3 separate regions of the Homo sapiens genome follow, and regions 1 and 2 are each linked to region 3. The links are chromatin contacts, found by Hi-C or POLR2A ChIA-PET in ENCODE. All regions are on one chromosome and are shown on one strand. The core of a region is the stretch at or near the end of the contact, and the rest is flanking DNA. Distances in the headings are between cores, read along the strand shown.

Region 1 (3,401 bases), core at 154-2,653, 2.3 Mb after region 3:
CTGCTTACTATGCCAACATCACCACCCCACCGCCACCACCACTCATCTCTTTATACTGCTTAATGCCTGCTCCGTCTTCAGATGGCGTCTCAAGAAACACTTGTCCAAAGAAGCCTTCCCTGACTCCTTTAACTAGATGAGCTTCTCCTCATACATGTTTATCACTGCACATATTACTTGTTTCTAAATACACATTTATTTTTGTGATTAATTTGTGTTCAATGCCTGTCAATCCAAAAAGACCTTAAGCTCAAAGGAGGAAAAGACTGTGTCTGGTTCGCTCTATTCTATCTGTAGTCCCCAGCAAAAGAGACACACAAGTATTTTTTCAATGAATCAATCAACATAGAAGCGACAGTGGAAGCCGTGCAATCGAGCAGTAGTGCGTAAGAATGGGACTTGGAAAGATAAAAGGGACCAGAATAACCGTAGGAAAATATTATAGTTTAGGAATCAGAGGAAAAAATTGTTTTAAGCCGTCAAAAAGTTAAAAAAAAATAAGCAAAAAGGGAAATAGCATCACTAAAGGCATGGAAGGATATCATTCCAAACAGAACAGGCCACTGAATTTGACAAGTAGGCAGTAACTAGTGATCTGACAAAATTAATAATGTAAGATGCAGGGAAGGGGAAAATATATGGAGAGAAGCTCGCATCTTTCCAACTCCTCTGGAAGTACGATTATAACTTTGTCGATATACTACAACTACCATGACGGCCCGAATCAAACAATAATCTAAAGAAATATGTGTGCCATTTTAGATTTCAACATTATTCCTCTATCCGCATGAGTCATTTTTAGCTGACTGCACATATAAAGTTTAAGGATAAATGTTTTAACATTTGCACCTAAAACGTTGTTTCTCAAAGAACCTTACCTCCCAGAATCATCAAAACAGACCTCCGTGTGTCCCTCTGTATGCCCATATCTCATTGGCTTCCGTGTGGCAGGCATGTTTTCCTTTACCTATCTGAAAATGTTTTATAAAAGCCAGTCTTATTATTTCAAAAGAGAAAAGCAGCGAGGCTAGGGATAGGAAGAGAGCTTAGTCTCCTCTAGGGCCCGTTCTCCGCAGCCCGGTTTCCCCCACCCGAGTGACACCAGCGGGATAAGGCAGAGGGTCTGTCAGACAATAAGCCGGAAAGGGAACACGCATCTCCTTGGTGGACGCGGGCAGCCGGAGTGGGGACTCACCCGGGTGACCGAGCCTCCGCCACTGAGGATCCACAAGAGCTGCTTCCCGCGCTTCGGCTCGCTCACCACACTGCGCCTGCGCCGACCCGCCCACGCCCAGCGCAGGTCCCGACAGAGGTCGCCGGGTGGTGGCGTCAGCTGCGGCGCCCTCCGCGTGGAAATTAGCCGGTTGCCCGGGCAAATCAGGGAGGAAGGGAGGGAGCTGAACACGGAAGTGGTGGCGGCGCCCAGGGAACCGGCGGAGGCGATGACCGTGACGGCTGGGTTGGGACCGGAACGCCGAAGCGGGGTTGGGGGTGGCAGAAAAGCATCTGCTTTGTAAGACCTACACGAGGTGCAGGAGTGGTTGGGCCTCCCCTCTCCACTTAAGCAAGCGCCCAGACTGATGGCGATGGTGATGGCAGCAGTTACTCGCACAACCCCAGTTAAGCTGCGCTCCGGGAGGTGAGTGGGGGAAGGGTGGCCGCTGCCTGGCCTCGCAGGCCGGGGTCTTGTTCCTGCCCTCCAGGCTCTCCTCCCAGGAAACAATATCCGGATCCCTAAAAGGATCCGGTCTCTTTCTTGGGGCCCAGTTAGCAGACAGATCTTTGAGCATCTTCTCTGGAAAAGAAGGCGAGATCTTCTAGAGCCTCTAATCTTGGCATCCTTCGTGCCCTCACCTTGTCGCTTCTGTAGAGATAAAGAAGGAATGACTTAATTTCTGTTCCGGTTGGTTCTCTTGGTACCTGAAGGTATAATTAATTAATGCTCAATTAATGCTTATTCTTTGCGACTCTATATATCCGTTATGAAGAAAGTAACTTGTGTTCTCTATTCAGATCCCACCTAAAGTTTACTGAAGTGAATATTTATAACCAAAAGAAGAGTTATAACTTAGTAGCCTTGAGCACTTACATTTGATCCATGCAATATCTGCTAAAGTCTTGGCCACTAAGTTTAAGTTTATGCTTTTCTTGTATCTTCATTCTCCATATTGGTACAGCAGCCTGTGATGAAAACCTTCAGAATGATATTCTTTCATTTGTACTTATCTTTGAGAATTTTTCTGCGTTTTTGTGATACCTTCCAGTATCAATCACATTTATTTTATTACCTGAGACGTTTTTCTGTTGAAGAGGTTTCCCTATTGTTTTTTTCAATCTAGTTCCATTGTGAAAAGTTGCAAACACACAGGCAAACCGTCGTGTTCTTACCGTGGGTGGCATTGTGTGAGGCGTTGTTTTTAGTACTAGAGCTCCAGATAGCCTTGCTAGACGCTGAGGTTTGTATATGAATGAAGAGGAAGAATGATTGGCTTAAAAACAACTTGGGATTTGTGGAAAAATAACCCACTGTTGATCTCCCGAAAGAGCAGTGGTACCAGAGATGATGCTTTCTGAGTGACCTAATTTTTTTTTTTTGGAGATCATTTGTTTTTTGGATAGACTGGCTTATAAATTTTTTCGTTCAAGTAACAATATCATTGGCTAGAGTACATAGAGTTCAAGATGAACTCTCATAATATTCGTCTCTATGTTGAATAAAGCGTGGTGAGATTTCTGGTTAGTACTATTCAGAGCTCAGCATAAGAAGAATCTGCAAATTGGAACAAGTTATAGCTACAAAATGCCTTCACTATAATATCTGTAATACCCATGAGACTATGATTGATGTCCACACATCTGTCATTTTCTCTTATCAATCAAGCCATTTGATTCATAGGTTAAAGAACAATTTTCTTTGCAGATTTTGCATGTATGGTAAAAGCTTGAGCCTCCGAGTTTAACAGTCCTGGGTTTTAATTCTAACTGACACATTGTGTGACCTTGAATATGTTCCTTTACTGAAAATCGAATTCCTCATCTCTAAAATGGAGATGACACCTACCTCCGTCGCATTGTTAGAGTATATAGGAGATACTCATGGATGTATAAAAGTAATTGTTATTAATATCTCATGTTACTAAAGGGGTGCTTTGGGTGGGTATTTAGTGTTTTTTGTTTAAAGTGGGATTTGTTTAAATAATTATCCAGTAAATTTTTCAAATATTAAAAAATGTATTCTTGTTTTTGCTAGTATCATGTTTTCACAATTCCATTTGTTTCAGTCAAATGGCTACAAATTGTAATACCTTCAGTGAGTTTATGGTCTTGCTGAGGGAAATAGACATTCAAACAATATGATCAAGATGATAGTGCAGTAATGAAAGATGTGTAACTTAAATATT
Region 2 (3,389 bases), core at 531-3,030, 2.0 Mb before region 3:
TAAATAAGGCTCAACACTTGATGTAACGACAACAAAACAAAGTAGATCAAAAGTTATTTGCTTAACTGTGACAAACATTAACAAAACTGCACGTTCTACACATGTACCCCAGAACTTAAAGTATAATAAAAAGTGTGACAAACATAATTCACGATTTCAAGTAATGTCTGATAAACTTTATTTGCAGCAAACAGCAAGCTATCACTTAAAAACAGCCAGAAACCTAACTGCATGTGTGACTGAAAATCAAGTTGTTAAAAAAAAAAAAAAACAACTTAAAAATCAAGTTTCGAGTTACTGATGTACTCAACTGACATATATTTTGTTGAAAGTATTGCAAGTACCACCATAAATCTGGAAGGCTGACAATGTGGTTATGATGGAAAAACATGCTCTCCCATCTGTGTGATCTTGGGCAAATACTAGAAACCTAACTTTCCCAATTACAATATGAGGTAATACTTAAGTCACAAGGTTACTACCAGCTTCCAAGAAGGAAACTTAAGCAAAGGGCCCAGGGCGCAGTAAGAGCACCAAAATACCAGCTCCATGCCTCACAAATGTCCTGAACACACAAGAATTAAAAATTCAAGAGATTCAACTCAAAAATCAAATACTTACATTAAGAAGAAAAGCAGCGGGGGACCGGAGGTGGGGATTGGGAGTGGGATCTACCCTATTAAAAAAAAAAACTTTTCGAGGGGGGGGTTCTCTAATACGATAGAAATTATTTTGAGTTGCCTTCTTGGAATCTCACGAATATAGCCAAATACAAAGGCTTTTGGCTCTCTGCTCTGCTGTGTAAGAGTGATGAGGCTTTGGGTGGCGGCTACAAGAACGACGGTATGCTTTTCACCTTCTCAAGTCTGCATCCGGCAGCAGGACTAAGGAATTCTGCCCCAGAGTTCGCACAACTTGCAGCACAGTCGAGAGACACCCGCAATGTTTGCAAACATGACGCACATCTCGACGCATCTAAAAGAGTAAAAAGTGTCCCTGTCTAATTACTTTTACTCCTATAGCATTAGGTGATAAGCAATTTAAATGTTTCCTACTCTCTCTTCCAGTAATCAAAACCAACAACTCTGCCTGGTGGGGCGAGGAAGTCTGTTATTTTTAGGGGGTGCTCTTGGGGGGGTTAGGCGCGGGGGGGACTAACCCAAGTTTCTTACTCTTATGGGCTTTCAATCAACGAATACCACTTCAGACACAAGAAAATCTCAAAACCAGTATTTCACGCGACCAAGGACGAAGGAGAAGCCCTGGAGACCCGCCGGCGCCCCCGCCAGGGTCCCCGGAGCACCTGGCCGCCTGGGCCAGGTGTGGGCACGCCCCGCCTGACACTCACTCCGAAGCAGAGGCGACGTCTCCTTCTTCACGTACTTCCCCTGCACCTCGGCCGGCTTGGACACTTCGTTTTTGGTTTTCTTTCGGGACAGCATCCTTCTCGACGAGGCCCGAGGCCGCGCTGAACTGCCTCCCTAGGGCTCCGCGCCGGGCGCCGGCCGTCTCCGCCGCCACCTCCGCCGGCGCCGCCGCCTCCTTCCCTCCCGAGCCGCCGCCTCCGCCGCCGCCTGTCCGGAGCCCGGGGTCGCCCGCAGGGACTGCCGCATGTTCAGGGCGCTAAGCGCGCCGGCCGCCGCTCAGTCGCTGGTCAGTTCCTTCCCGGAAGTCGGCCCGCTCTGCGACGCTGCTCGGGGACGCCGTGAGGAAAGCCCAGCGACGCCGGGCCAGGGCCAGGGCCATGGTCCGCCGCGGGCCGCCGAATAACCGCTACCACTACCGCCGCCGCCGCCTACATCCCGTAAACTTTCCCCGCGGCCGCTGGGAATTCTGGGAAGCTCGACGCAGCGCGGGCCGCCGCTGCCCCTCCCCCACCGCGGCTCCAGGCGCGGCTCCGGCGGCGGGACTCGGGTGCCGGCGCTCTAGGCTACCGGGCCGTCCCCGCCGAGCTGCGGCTGTCCTCACTCATCCTCAGCGAGAAGCAGGTCCTGCCGACTGAGAAGATGAAGGACGAAACCTGCCCCGCTGAGTGCGGGAGTTCGTCGCATGCGCATGTCGTGGAACCTACTCTCCACGAGTTTTTATTGTTGTTGCTTTTGTACCCCCTCGGGATCCCTAGCGGAGGCAGTGACTCTCTTTCCCCCCAAGACGTTGTTCCCTGTTTGAAGGTGTTCTTCCTAATGTTTCCTAGGCTGCTGAATTCAGCTCTCTAAAAAATGCGGAATGCTAACCATGACTCCCAGGCAAGTGCTACACCAAAGCATCTATTCTGCTGGAAACGTTCATGCTGATTAACTAGAAATAAGTTGATCCTCTACTGAGTATCAGGGAGTGCGTTTTTCTATAACAGGAAAAAACGGAAGAATGCAAGATGGAATTTCCAGTACCTCTTTTTAAGATACAATTGGTGTTAGCATATTACAATTATTTTATTGCATCATCACTATCATTAGTATGATTAATAGCCACATATTTCCTCCTGACGTTATGTGTTATGATCTTAGAATTTTGAAGACTTTGACCACTGCGAGTCGGGACCGGGAATTTTCTATCTAAAATAATAGACTCTACTTCCTTCTATATAACTTAGCAAGACTGCCAAATGTACAGGATAACATTTGGAAAATAAGATTGGATTCATCCCCTAGTGACCAAATTAATGCTTTAATAATGAGGAATGCTTTCCCTGAGATCTAAAACATCTCACAAGAGATCTAAGACATATATCACAATTAACAAAAGACATGGAATTTTTTACCACGTAAGATTAAGAAGATGGTCAAATGTTTTACCATGAGCAAACAAAGGAGACATTTGATCTAGTGTCTGTCTCCATATGTTCCCTTGGTGCAGATCTCCCACAATTCATTCATTAACCAGGAAATACTCATTACCCACTGCGCTAGTCGTTTGTGATAGAGCAATAAGCAAAACAGACAAAAATCCCTACTGTCATGGGAAAGAGAAAAAAATGACAAAAAATAAGCAAAACATACTATGTTAGATAGTGATAAGTGATGAAGTGAAAATAAGAGAGGACTCACAATTTTTGAGAGGGTAATAGAGGGACCAGAGAAGGCTCATGAGGAGGTGACATTGGAGTTAAGTGACAGAGTGAGGAAATTGGCCATGCAGCTAACTGGAGGAACAATATTCCAGGCAGAAAGAACAGCAAGTGCAAAGTCGCTGCAAGTGGCCATGTTCCTGGCAGATTGGAGGAACAGTAAGAGGGTTTATGTACTGGAAAAGACGGGGAGACGAATGGGGAATGCAGTTAGAGAGTAACAATAGCCACGGCACCTAGGGCTTTGTAGGCCATTGTAAGGAATGTTACTTTGAGCAGAGGAGTGACATGATCTGAGTTAATGTTTTCATAGGACTGCTTT
Region 3 (3,264 bases), core at 58-2,557:
GCGTGGTGGCGGGCGCCTGTAATCCCAGCTTCTCAGGAGGGTGAGGCACGACAATCGCTTGAACCCGGGAGGCAGAGGTTGCAGTGAGCCAAGATCGCACCACTACACTGCAGCCTGGGTGACAGAGTGAGACACAGACTCAAAAAAAAAAAAAAAAAAAAAAAAATCTGGCCGGGCGCAGTGCCTCACACCTGTAATCCTAGCACTTTGGGAGGCTGAGGAGGGTGGATCACCTGAAGTCAGCAGTTCGAGACCAGCATGGCCAACATGGCGAAACCCCGTCTCTACTAAAAATACAAAAATTAGCCGGTTGTGGTGGCGCACACCTGTAATGCCAGCTACTCCGGAGGCTGAGGAAGGAGAATTGCTTGAACCCGGGAGGTGGAGGTTGCAGTGAGCTGAGATCGCGTCACCGCTCCAGCCTGTGCGGCAGGAGCAAGACTCCATCTCAAAAGTAAATAAATAAATACATAAATCTGAAGGTTCTATCAGACTTCAAAGTTCCTGCCTCAGCCTACTTCAGCATCTTTATCTTGTACCCCACATCTCTACAACCCACCCCCTACTGGTCTCATTGGCCTCCTTTCTGTTCCTGGAAGTGAGTCAAGCTTTCTACCCACAACCCCCACCCCACTCCACTCCAGGACTTGCACTGTTTGTTTAGGTTTTCTTCAGTTGTTGCAAGGCTGGCTCCTTCTCATCTCAGATATCTGTTCTAGATTAATTCTTCCCACCATACTTCTCACCGTGTTTTAATTCCTTCACAGTATTTGTTAAACTCTGAAGTTTTTTTTATTATTATTTCCTATCAAATGATAAGCAGATCTACCTTTAATACCTCATTCACTGACTGAATGGATGAATAAAACTGTCTACTTCTCCAGCACGTGGAGGTCTTGGACAGTACTGTGTTATAACAAAGGCCATCTGTGTTGTGTCGACAGGCCATCGGAACTCCTTTGAGGTATTACACATTTCCTACTTCACTTCCATCTCAGTTTATTACAGAGCCTTTTATACTTCCGGGACAGCAGTGACTTAATACTGAGGCCTCTCAGGGGAAGACCGGGATAACTGAGTCCTGCTTTACCTATCTCGGCTTGCAAGAAACGGTATAGGTGGAGGCCTCTTTCAGTGTATGCCGGCGCTCTAGGTGAACCGAGACATAGAGGTGGAAGTGGAGTAGAAAGACGGGGCCAACCGGAAGGGGAGGGCTCATGGGCGAACCCACCCCTCCAGGCAGGGTTTCGCCCCTCGCCCCGCCCCTTCCCCCGCCCGGACGGCCATGGCCATTCCCGGCATCCCCTATGAGAGACGGCTTCTCATCATGGCGGACCCTAGAGATAAGGCGCTTCAGGACTACCGCAAGAAGTTGCTTGAACACAAGGAGATCGACGGCCGTCTTAAGGAGTGTGAGTGCACCTTTCTTTCCATTTAATCAAGTGCCTCGACTCGCTTCTGCCTCTGACAAAGCAGAAGCCTTTCGCCGAGCCCGGCAACCGAGCCTTAGAGATGACCAGGCCTAGGGCCAGGGACAAGGCGCTTTGTCATCCGGCCCTGAGCTTGTGGAGCAGCACTCCTTCGGGTGTAGAAATGGCCCAGTCCAGCCCGGGTGACAGAACATCGGCGGCCTTGAGGTGAAAATGAAAAAGAAGTAGAGGAGGAGTGGGGAAGTGGGCCGAGGATGTTTCCCAGGTTAGGGTGCAAGAAGGGCAGTCTTGGTGGAGTCCCGGGACTTGGAGAGGGGAAGGCGCTTGAGTCAAGTAAGCTCAAACAAGAGATGAGACTCAGGGAGTCGGCTTGTTCTTGGAGTCGAAAGACGGCCGCGGAGCTTAAGAGAGAAGTGTTCCAGTTGTCATAATAACCCATATCGTCTTGTGTTTCGTGTTGTACTGTATCAGGCATACAAATTTCCCTTACCTCCTGAGTGCTTAACTTTTTTTTCCAGTGCATTTTCATTGAAAAGCATGAGTAGTTTAATTAAATGGAGGACCATAATTACATGATTCTGTGGAGAACTGCATTTGTTGACTTTATTTAGGGTAGAATGTCAGAGAACAATCCACGTGGGTAGGTGAAGAGGTGAGGAAGGGTCTAAGTGATTATCATTCGGATTTGTAGTCGCAAATCCTAAGTGTCAGGGTGTCAATATCTTCTAAGACTATAACTTAAGATGTGCTTAAACAAGTATTGCCGATCAACAAAGTAAAAGTATGGTGCTTTCTCTGTAACATTTTGTTGTTATACATGCCACCTACTCATTACAAACAGCATTATTTCTTTTATGGTTTGAAACAGTGGATGTGAAACTTAGGTAAAGTGAAGTAGACTTACGTAAACAGTAAAGTGAGACGTAGCGACTTAAACACACTAAGATTACTGTTCAATTAAAAATGTTCAAATTGTATTATTTCAGTAAGGGAACAATTAAAAGAACTTACCAAGCAGTATGAAAAGTCTGAAAATGATCTGAAGGCCCTACAGAGTGTTGGGCAGGTAGGTGATGGAGTTTGGGGAATAGGGGGTGATGGTAATTTGCTTTTTTATTTAGCTGTTGCCAAAAAGTAATGCTTTTTATTTTCTTCCTTAGATCGTGGGTGAAGTGCTTAAACAGTTAACTGAAGAAAAATGTGAGTGATGAATTAGCTTATTAATTAGTAAAGAAACAGTCCACCTCTCTCTCACTTTTGAAATGCTTATTATTTTAATGACAATAATGCAGAGAGAGAGAGTATTTTTGAATAGACTTAAGTTTTCCTTCAACTAATGTCTCCTTGGAGGACAGAAATACAACTAAACCCTCTGTCAACGTGGGTATGTATTTTTTTACTTTCTATTTTTCAATTAGTTCTTTTATGTTTTTTCTTCTAGTCATTGTTAAAGCTACCAATGGACCAAGATATGTTGTGGGTTGTCGTCGACAGGTAATACTTTATATTTGTATAGTGCCTGATGATTGACAAAGCAGTTTCATGTAAGTTATTGTCTCTAATTCTTGAGGCAAGCAGGTGGAGCATTTATGCCCATAACTCACAAGGATGATTTGTTCAGACATAGCTAGTTATTAACAAAGCCTGAATTCAAACCATGGGCTTTGACTCCTGGCATTCCGTACTTTCTACTGTATTACATTGTCTCAGTCAGATCTGTTAATAGCCACTTAGAAATAAAAGTATTTTAGAACTGGAAAACAGACATTTTATTTTAATGTCATTTTTAAAGAGGACTTAAAAGTGTTAGATATCATCAGTTACCTGTGTTTAT

What was found. Hi-C counts contacts between places; a loop is a spot of excess contacts on that map. ChIA-PET counts read pairs that join two places held with the same protein, here RNA polymerase II (POLR2A). Pooled maps may share reads with other maps.
Region 1: a loop to region 3 is called in a map of B cell, with 13 times the contacts of the local background. The contact joins the promoter of SOCS4 here to the promoter of PSMC6 in region 3. A Hi-C loop is called at or near these places in 2 of 168 maps with a recorded cell type or tissue (B cell and psoas muscle) and 6 of 50 pooled maps.
Region 2: a loop to region 3 is called in a pooled map, with 6 times the contacts of the local background. The contact joins the promoter of SAV1 here to the promoter of PSMC6 in region 3. A Hi-C loop is called at or near these places in 6 of 50 pooled maps. POLR2A ChIA-PET finds 5 or more read pairs at or near these places in 2 of 52 experiments (PC-9 and activated naive CD4-positive, alpha-beta T cell).

What each region holds. Positions count from the first base shown.
Region 1 is chr14:55,025,833-55,029,233 of GRCh38, forward strand. It overlaps SOCS4 (suppressor of cytokine signaling 4), which reads left to right and starts at 1,404. Exons shown (of 3, transcript NM_199421.2): 1 at 1,404-1,639. WDHD1 (WD repeat and HMG-box DNA binding protein 1) reads right to left here and starts at 1,267. Exons shown (of 26, transcript NM_007086.4): 1 at 1,196-1,267; 2 at 879-971. The coding sequence starts at 955. RefSeq lists enhancers at 1,089-1,616, 1,617-2,143 and a silencer at 1,245-1,294.
Region 2 is chr14:50,666,526-50,669,914 of GRCh38, forward strand. It overlaps SAV1 (salvador family WW domain containing protein 1), which reads right to left and starts at 1,781. Exons shown (of 5, transcript NM_021818.4): 1 at 1,349-1,781. The coding sequence starts at 1,442. RefSeq lists an enhancer at 779-848 and silencers at 1,209-1,338, 1,449-2,018.
Region 3 is chr14:52,705,893-52,709,156 of GRCh38, forward strand. PSMC6 (proteasome 26S subunit, ATPase 6) reads left to right here and starts at 1,308. Exons shown (of 14, transcript NM_002806.5): 1 at 1,308-1,412; 2 at 2,417-2,496; 3 at 2,591-2,630; 4 at 2,872-2,924. The coding sequence starts at 1,328. RefSeq lists enhancers at 859-968, 989-1,048, 1,349-1,598, 1,619-1,668.